Linked DNA regions of Homo sapiens: region 2 is linked to region 1. Evidence: read pairs that join two places in POLR2A ChIA-PET (ENCODE). Cell type or tissue: GM12878. All regions are shown on one strand.

Evidence for each region. Peaks named below come from ENCODE experiments on the same cell type or tissue, not always from the same donor. Only the 100,000 strongest peaks of a DNase experiment are listed, where the experiment ranks them.
Region 2: POLR2A ChIA-PET joins it to region 1 with 5 read pairs; 2 of 35 experiments call an interaction of 5 or more read pairs at or near these places.

The regions. Positions count from the first base shown.
Region 1 is chr6:42,570,829-42,574,828 of GRCh38, forward strand. UBR2 (ubiquitin protein ligase E3 component n-recognin 2) reads left to right here. Exons shown (of 47, transcript NM_001363705.2): 2 at 2,906-3,165. Among named protein-coding and RNA genes, the nearest start is that of UBR2, 8.8 kb to the left of the region's middle. RefSeq lists enhancers at 1,932-1,991, 2,082-2,131. In GM12878, no CTCF peak of the experiment used is centred here; a DNase peak (open chromatin) is centred at 1,873; H3K4me3 peaks cover 1,392 bases; H3K27ac peaks cover 1,790 bases.
Region 2 is chr6:43,083,858-43,087,857 of GRCh38, forward strand. The region is part of intron 1 of PTK7 (protein tyrosine kinase 7 (inactive)); the gene reads left to right. Among named protein-coding and RNA genes, the nearest start is that of PTK7, 9.5 kb to the left of the region's middle. RefSeq lists an enhancer at 1-18. In GM12878, no CTCF peak of the experiment used is centred here; a DNase peak (open chromatin) is centred at 2,374; H3K27ac peaks cover 425 bases.

The DNA.
Region 1 (4,000 bases):
ATGCACCACCATGCCCAGCTAATCTTCTTTTATTTTTAGAAGAGACAGGGTTTTGCCATATTGCCCAAGCTAGACTCGAACCTCTGAACTCAAATGAGCCACCCGCCTTGGCCTCCCAAGTGCTGGGATTACAGGCATGAGCCAAAGAGCCTGGCCGATTTTTTTTTTTTTTCTTAACCAGAAGCTGATACTAGCGTCTGAATTTTTGTTGAAGAAATCTATGAACAAATTTGCTCTCGTTACAGTTACTAGACTGCATAATTTTTTTTTAGAAAGCATCCATGCTAGCCTGTAGTCCCAGCTACTTGGGAGGCTGAGGCAGGAGAATGGCGTGAACCTGGGAGGCGGAGCTTTCAGTGAGCCGAGATCGCGCCACTGCACTCCAGCCTGGGTGACAGAGCAAGACTCCGTCTCAAAAAAAAAAAAAAAAAAAAAAAAGCATCCCTTCTAAAGTAACCTTTCATTCTTGTATTAAAATTTTGCAACAGTGAAGTTTTACAGGAATGGGAACATAAAATATAAGGAAAAAAACTGGTTTTTAAATAAAATCTTTCAATATGTTGTAAAAAAAAGTCCGAAGCACTTAACTTTCTAGGATCATGGAGGTGAATTATTTTGGTCTTATTGCTTAATTTTTCTTTCATAAAGAGTAAATTGAATCCTAGCACCTTTGGGAGGCCGAGGTGGGCAGATCACCTGATGTCAGGAGTTTGAGACAAGCCTGGTCAACATAGTGAAACCTTGTCTCTACTAAAAATACAAAAATTAGCCGCGTGTGGTGGTGCACACCTGTAACCCCAGCTACTCAGGAGGCTGAGGCAGGAGAATCACTTGAACCTGGGAGGCAGAGGTTGCAGTGAGCCGAGATCGTACCACTGCACTCCAGCCTGGGCGACAGCACGAGACTCAAAAAAAAAAAAAAAAAAAAGCGCTTAGGATCATTTGACTACCTTCATTCTTGTTTTGGTTTGCTGACAATGGGTGAAAAATGAGACATTTACCTTTGAATGAGGCCAAAACGAGGTCTTTTAGCTCAAAGAATAAGATTCTAGTATGCTTGTTGAGGACTCTTTTTCTTTTTTTAAAACTTGTCCTCTTTATAATTACTGAGCTTAAAGGATGTGTATGTATATATAAAATTTTGATTGAGTCACTCTGAAGGGAGAGAATACTTAAAGCCTGTAGGATTGTCTCCTAAGAAATGATGCTGCTGCTGCTGTTTTATTTTTATTTTTATTTTTTTTTCCCTAACCACTTGGCCACCAGGGAAGAAATGCTGTTGTTTTGAAAGTAATTTAGTCTCTTTCCTACTTGCATAATGTAAACACAACAATGTTAGTAATATTTGGAAAATAGTTTAGTTTCACTTTAAGCATGAAAACTCTTTCACCGTTTTTGGTTATAAGCTTCTATCCAGTCCCTTAACTTATGAACAAAATTTTTACATTTTTAGTAAAAGTTCTCTGAAAACAGAAATTGACTAGAAAGTTAATATACATCACCTCATGCATATTTAAAATCTCTCTGTATGTTGTTTTTAGAAGGAGTGGTCTGAAGAATATACAAGTAATAGCTAAAATGAAGACCTTATGTTGACTTCTTATGATGTTACATATCACTTGAACATACTTTTTTTTTTTTTTTAAATAAAAATGTAACTGGAATTAGGTAGTAATCCATAGGTAAACATTGGAGGTTTTTTTTAATTTCAGCTTTTACTTTAGATTTAAGGAATACATGTGCAGGTTTGTTACATGAGTATATTGCACCTGGGTAGTGAGCATAGTACCCAATAGGTAGTTTTTCAACTCACTTCCCCTTCCTCTTTCCCTCCATCTGTGGGTTTTGTTCACGGTTCAGTTAACTGCATTCTAGCAGAAGTGAGTCTTTTTTTTTTTTTGTCCTTTGAGACAGACTCTTGCTCTGTCGCCCAGGCTGGATCTTGGCTCACTACAACCTCTGCCTCCTGGGTTTAAGCGATTTCTCCTGCCTCAGCCTCTTGAGTAACTGTGATTACAGGCATGCGCCACCACATCCAGCTAATTTTTATATTTTTAGTAGAGAAGAGACTTCACCATGTTGGCCAGGCTGGTCTTGAACTCCTGACCTCAGGTGATCTGCTTGGCCTGGCCTCCCAAAGTGCTGGGAAGCTTTTCAGATTTTTCGGTGTGGATACCCAGGTTGAGCTGGAAATGGAGAAAATAACAGATTTTGGTGGAGCATGGAGGGGAGATCATGCATTCAGTTATTGAGTTGGTACCTATGAGATCTAAGTAGAATCATGCTTTAAAATTTGTTTTTAGTGGGGAGAGCAAACGGAAAAGGCCTTATAGAGAGAGAGAAGTTGATCAGAGAAAGAAGGCATAATTGGTACAACAGTCTCTTGTGGACTGACTTATTCAATAAGAGACTGGTATATAAACTTGCTTATCAATCATTAAGAAATGTGTATTGGCTGTTCATGTTCACCGTACATATTGGCTGTTCATATTCACCGTACACTCTTCCTATGGACAAACTGACGTGAGAATTGATATCACAATGAGAATAACATTTGAGCAAAGCATTAGGAAGGACATTAGGTGAGCTCAATGGTTCATATCTTATATAATGATTTCTTGTAATTATTTTCTGGTACTGCCTAGAGAAGATTGCTTCAAGAGTCATTTTGCAGGGAAGGAGGGAGGCTTGTTTCATTTTAATTTTACTTACACTTAAAAGTAGGATTTAAACATACTTGGCATTTTAATAGATTAAATTTCTAACGTACGGTGGTGAGTGTTGTAAACAAAATATTTTAATATGCTTTTGTCATTATTTTTGTACCTAAAAGAAAGTAGGGTGAATTTGTTCAAATTAGTTTGTTGGTGTTTAAAACCATTTCTTCTCTTTTCTTCTTTTAAAGAAATGGCTGCAAGCAACTGACCTCACTAGAGAAGTGTACCAGCATTTAGCCCACTATGTACCCAAAATCTACTGCAGGGGTCCCAACCCTTTTCCACAGAAAGAAGACATGCTGGCACAGCATGTTTTGTTGGGACCAATGGAATGGTACCTTTGTGGTGAAGATCCTGCATTTGGATTTCCAAAACTTGAGCAAGCAAACAAACCTTCTCATCTTTGTGGTCGTGTTTTTAAAGTAGGAGAGCCTACATATTCTTGCAGGTAAAATATTTTAATTTTCTTTCTAGGAGGCTCTTGTTTTATTTGACCTCTTTTTTTCCCTGGAACTTTTGAGTTTTTGTTTAAAAATTATGAAATACCATATCTGCTTAAAAATCTGTATTACAAATACATGCTATTTAATAAATAATTAAAGCAAACATTTTTGTAATTATTCTTGATCAAAAAAAATTGTCACCAGCATTCTTGAAGCCCACTGTGTGCTTTCTTCCTTCCCCCATAATTAACTGACATCTTGACTCTTGCAATAATCACTTTCTTGCTTTTCTTGATATTTTTTAGTTACAGTAATTCTGATGTTCAAATTGCCATAGATTTGGCTAGTGAGAGCCCCGTCACACCATCTTGTCTTTTTCACATGCCTTCATTAGTTTGTGGGTGCTTCTTTCCTTTCTGGCACAAGATGCCCCAGCTCACTTTGTACTTGCTCTGACCCGTATGTACAATCAGCTATTTCTTTAAAGATTTTTCTTTCATTTGGGAATGGTAGTTAGAAACCAAGATCTGGGTGCTGTATGCATTTACTGCTGTTAGGAAGACTTTTCTTTTTTAAATTTCTTGGTGAAAATTGAGTATACAAGGGTAGAAGATGGAGAATAAAGTGCCTTGTCCCCTTTTTGACTGTCCAATTTTCCAGAATTAATCATTGTTAACATTTTCCCATATATCATTTCAGAAATTTTCCTTTTTTTTTTTTTTTCTGAGATGGAGTCTTGCCCTGTCACCCAGGCTGGAGTGCAGTGGCGCGATCTCGGCTCACTGCAACCTCCACCTGCCAGGTTCAAGTGATCCTTCTGCCTCAGCCTCCCAACTGGCT
Region 2 (4,000 bases), 510 kb after region 1:
GACAAAGTCCCGAGTCGCAGGGTAGGGATTGTAAGTTACATATTAGGAAGGTGTAGATATGTGTTTCTCAAATTAGAGTGGAGAGTATAGGGCAGGTCACCAAAGTATTGATGAAAAGTTTAGTTTCCTGGGCCTTACTGCAGACCTGCCCATCAGAATTATTGAGGGAGAGGCCAGAAAATGCATTTTATTTATTTGTTAGATTATGTTGCTGTTTTTGAATAGCTGATCCAGTTACATAGGCCAGATTTCAAAAGGAAACTGCATTTTAATTTTTATTTATTTATTTTTGAGACAGGGTCTCACTCTGTCACCCAGGTTGGAGTACAGTGGTGCAATCACAGCTCACTGCAGCCTTGTCCTGTTGGGCTCAAGTGATTCTCCCGCCTCCGCCTCCCAAGTAGCTGGGACCACAGGTGCATGCCACCATACCTGGCTAGTTTTTTAAATTTATTTTTTATTTTTAATAGAGGCGAGGTCTTGCTGTGTTGCCCAGGCTGGTGTTGAACTCCTGGGCTCAAGCTATCCTTCTGCCTCTGCTTGCCAAAGTGTTGGGATTACAGGCGTAAGCCATCACGCCCAGCCTGGAAACTGCATTTATAAAGAGCTTCCTGGAGATTCTTACCTACGCTTAAGTGTGAGAACCACTGGGTAGCCATAAGGAGAATTTATCAGTCTGAAGCGGAGGTGTGGTGTTGAGAAAAAGGGTGATATTAATAGTGGGGGGCTTAGGAGGGAGTTCATTCAAAGTGCTTCAGTGTCTTCTATGGGTGAAGCTGTCTGAGGAGGCATGGAATGCAGGAAGAAGACAAGATGGAGAAACGTGAATCAGATGAAGTATGAAAGACACCATTTGGTAAAGTGCTAAGTAGAATAGAAGAACATTCTAGAATGTGTGGGATGGTAAGTCTGAGATGTAGGAGCAAATAGGGGGTGGGAGGGCTTCAGAGAGGAGAGAAGACCCTACATTGCTGAATAGATGTAGTCAGTGACGGCCTCAGAATGATGAATAGATGTAGTCAGTGACGGCCTCAGAATGATGTAAAGTCATCGGACCAGGATTCTGAAAACCTGGGTGGTACTGTTCTAATATCACATGGCAGCCACAAGTGATGAAGTAATAGAAGAGACATCTATAGACCTGTGACACCAGTTTTTCTGTATTCTGGTCCTGGCTCAATTGCTGCATACCCACATGACCCTGAGCTGGTTAGTTAACCTTTCTGAGCCTCAGTTTCCTCGTGAGCACAATGCAAGTGATGCTGTTGCCTGCCTTGCTGGCCCCTGTGAAGTTGTGATATAATGCTCTTCAACTGTGGAAATGGGTGACCCCTGGGAAGCAGCCCCTCTGGCTAGCCCTGATGGTTCTTCCCAGAGACTGTCCTGGCCAGCCGTTTCCTTTTGAGGGGTCAGCCTTTCTTTTTTGAGATGGAGTTTCTCTCTGTCGCCCAGGCTGGAGTGCAGTAGTGCGATCTCCACCTCCCGGGTTCGCGCCATTCTCCTCCCTCAGCCTCCCGAGTAGCTGGGATTATAGGTGCCCGCCACCATGCCCGGCTAATTTTTGTATTTTCAGTAGAGACGGAGTTTCACCATATTGGTCAGGCTGGTCTTGAACTTCTGACCTCGTGATCCACCTGCCTCAGCCTCCCAAAGTGCTGGGATTACAGGCATAAGCCACTGTGCCTGGCCAGAGGTGTCAGCCTTTATTTCCAGCCTTCGGACCCTAGAATGGTTTGCCAAAGGCTCAACAAAGTCCCTCTTGACTAGCAGCCTTAGAAATGGTTTTCTCATTTGGGCTGGGTGCGGTGGCTCACGCCTGTAATCCCAGCACTTTGGGAGGCTGAGGCATGTGGATCACCTGAGGTCGGGAGTTCGAGACCAGCCTGACCAAAATGCAGAAACCCCATCTCTAGTAAAAATATAAAATTAGCCGGGTGTGGTGGCGCATGCCCGTAATCCCAGCTACTCAGGAGGCTGAGGCAGGAGAATCGCTTGAACCCGGGAGGCCGAGGTTGTGGTGAGCTGAGATTGCGCCACTGCACTCCAGCCTGGGCAACAAGAGCGAAACTCTGTCTCAAAAAAAAAAAAAAAAAAAAACATGGCTTCCTCATTCAAAAGCACAAGTTTTCTAAATGGGTCTCAGTATTCCAACAGCAGCCCAGAAATGTGGGAGCCACACACAGCCACATTTTCCTGGTGGGAATTCTCCCTCTCTCTTTGTCTCAATAGCAGATTCTCCCAAGGGGTGGGTTGGTGCTGGTTCAGGGCCACTGTCTCTCCTGGCATGCTGAGGTTCTCAGGGAGTGGGTAGTGAACTGTGCTTCAGGCAGCCTAGGCAGACTTTTATGATACCCAAGGGAGGGGTTTTTATAATCACTGGATGACTGTGGGGGTTTCCCCAGTCAGCGACTCTGTTAATTTGTGGGAACTTCTGTCTGTGCTGTGGGGAGGTTCCTGAGATTCTGTGTGGCCAAGGGCAGTGGGCTCTCCCTGGGGGTGGTTATGGGGGCCCGCATGGGCACTATCATGTACAACCTCCCCTCCAGGAGACACTCTGGCTTTTTTTTTTTTTTGTCTCCTCCTTGGGGTGGTGGCGGGGCAATGAGGGGAACGCTTGTCTGCTTTGGGACTGCTGAGGTGTCCCAGCAGCTAGCTCGTATGGTACCTTTGTGCACATTACAAATAAGTACTCCCAGTCGTGGGCGCAGTGGCTTACGCCTGTAATCCCAGCACTTGGGAGGCAGAGGCAAGTGGATCACTTGAGCTCAGGAGTTTGAGACCAGCCTAGGCAACAAGATGAAACCCTGTCTTTACAAAAAATACAAAAAAACTAGCTGGGTGTGGTGGTGCACGCCTGTAGTCTCAGCTACTCAAAGGCTGAGGCAGGAGGATTGCTTGAGCCTGGGAGGTCAGAGCTGAAGTGGGTGAGCTGTGATGTGATTGCACCACTGCACTCCAGCCTGGGCACCTGAGCGAGACCCTATCTCAAAAAAACAAAAAAACAACAACAAAAAAACCCTTCCTCCAGGTAGATGCAGTCCTGCACCAGGGTTCAGGCAGTATTTCAGTGTTGACTCTTTGGTCAGACATCTTGAGCAGTGCACAACCTGTACAGTCAAAGGTGGCTGTTCCATTGGCATGAAGGCCTTGCAGCTGTGGCTCTTTGTTTCCCAGCTGATGGGCCAAGATGATTTTGATGCCTCTGTTCTAAAGTCATGTTTCAAGTGAGCCCTCTTCACTACTGTTCTGCCTCCTATGGTGGTGGGATGGGGCAATCCTGCCTGTAACATACAATAGGAGAAGCCGGTGAGGGTGGAGCCCCATTACTGTACCCACCCCACATTGTATATCTGTGGCTGCTGAAGTCTTGACCTATTTCTGGGCCCCTTCCCTGTGAGAGGATTTTGCTGTCTTGCAGATACAGGCTCCTAGCCTTATGTGATAATTGGTGTGGAAGGCTGGCAGAATCCTTGGGAAGAGTGGGCCGCAGAGTTTATTTCACATTTTATTTAGGAGCTTTCAGTTTTCCTTTCTCTTGTTTCCTCTCTCCCTGGGGACACTAGGGTCTCCAGGTAAAGTGTGTGGGCATTCCTGATTTAGAGGAATTCCTGCAAGAGAAGTGGCAGGACCTCAGTCCCAAAGGCAGGTCTTGGGTCTTGCTGAGCTCCAGCGCTGGGTATCCTGGTGATGTTCATACCTCTTGAGCCTGAGGAAGCACCAGGAGGAGCACTAGGGTCAGTGTTGGAAGACATGGACTCTCCTTCCACATTTGCCTAAAACTGCCTGTGTGACCATGGGCAGGTCCCATCCTCTTCTCCAGGCTTCAACTTCAGAACAGAAGACCTTGGAGGGCCCTTGCTGAGGCTCACTCAGTGTGGCATCTCCAGCCTTGTTTCTGCCACACCTTACAGGCTCTCCTTACCCTGGGTTTAGGGAGAGCACTTTAATCTAAGGGCTGCTTTTTATTCTGGAGTCTCTAGTGCGTGGGCACAGATGTGTT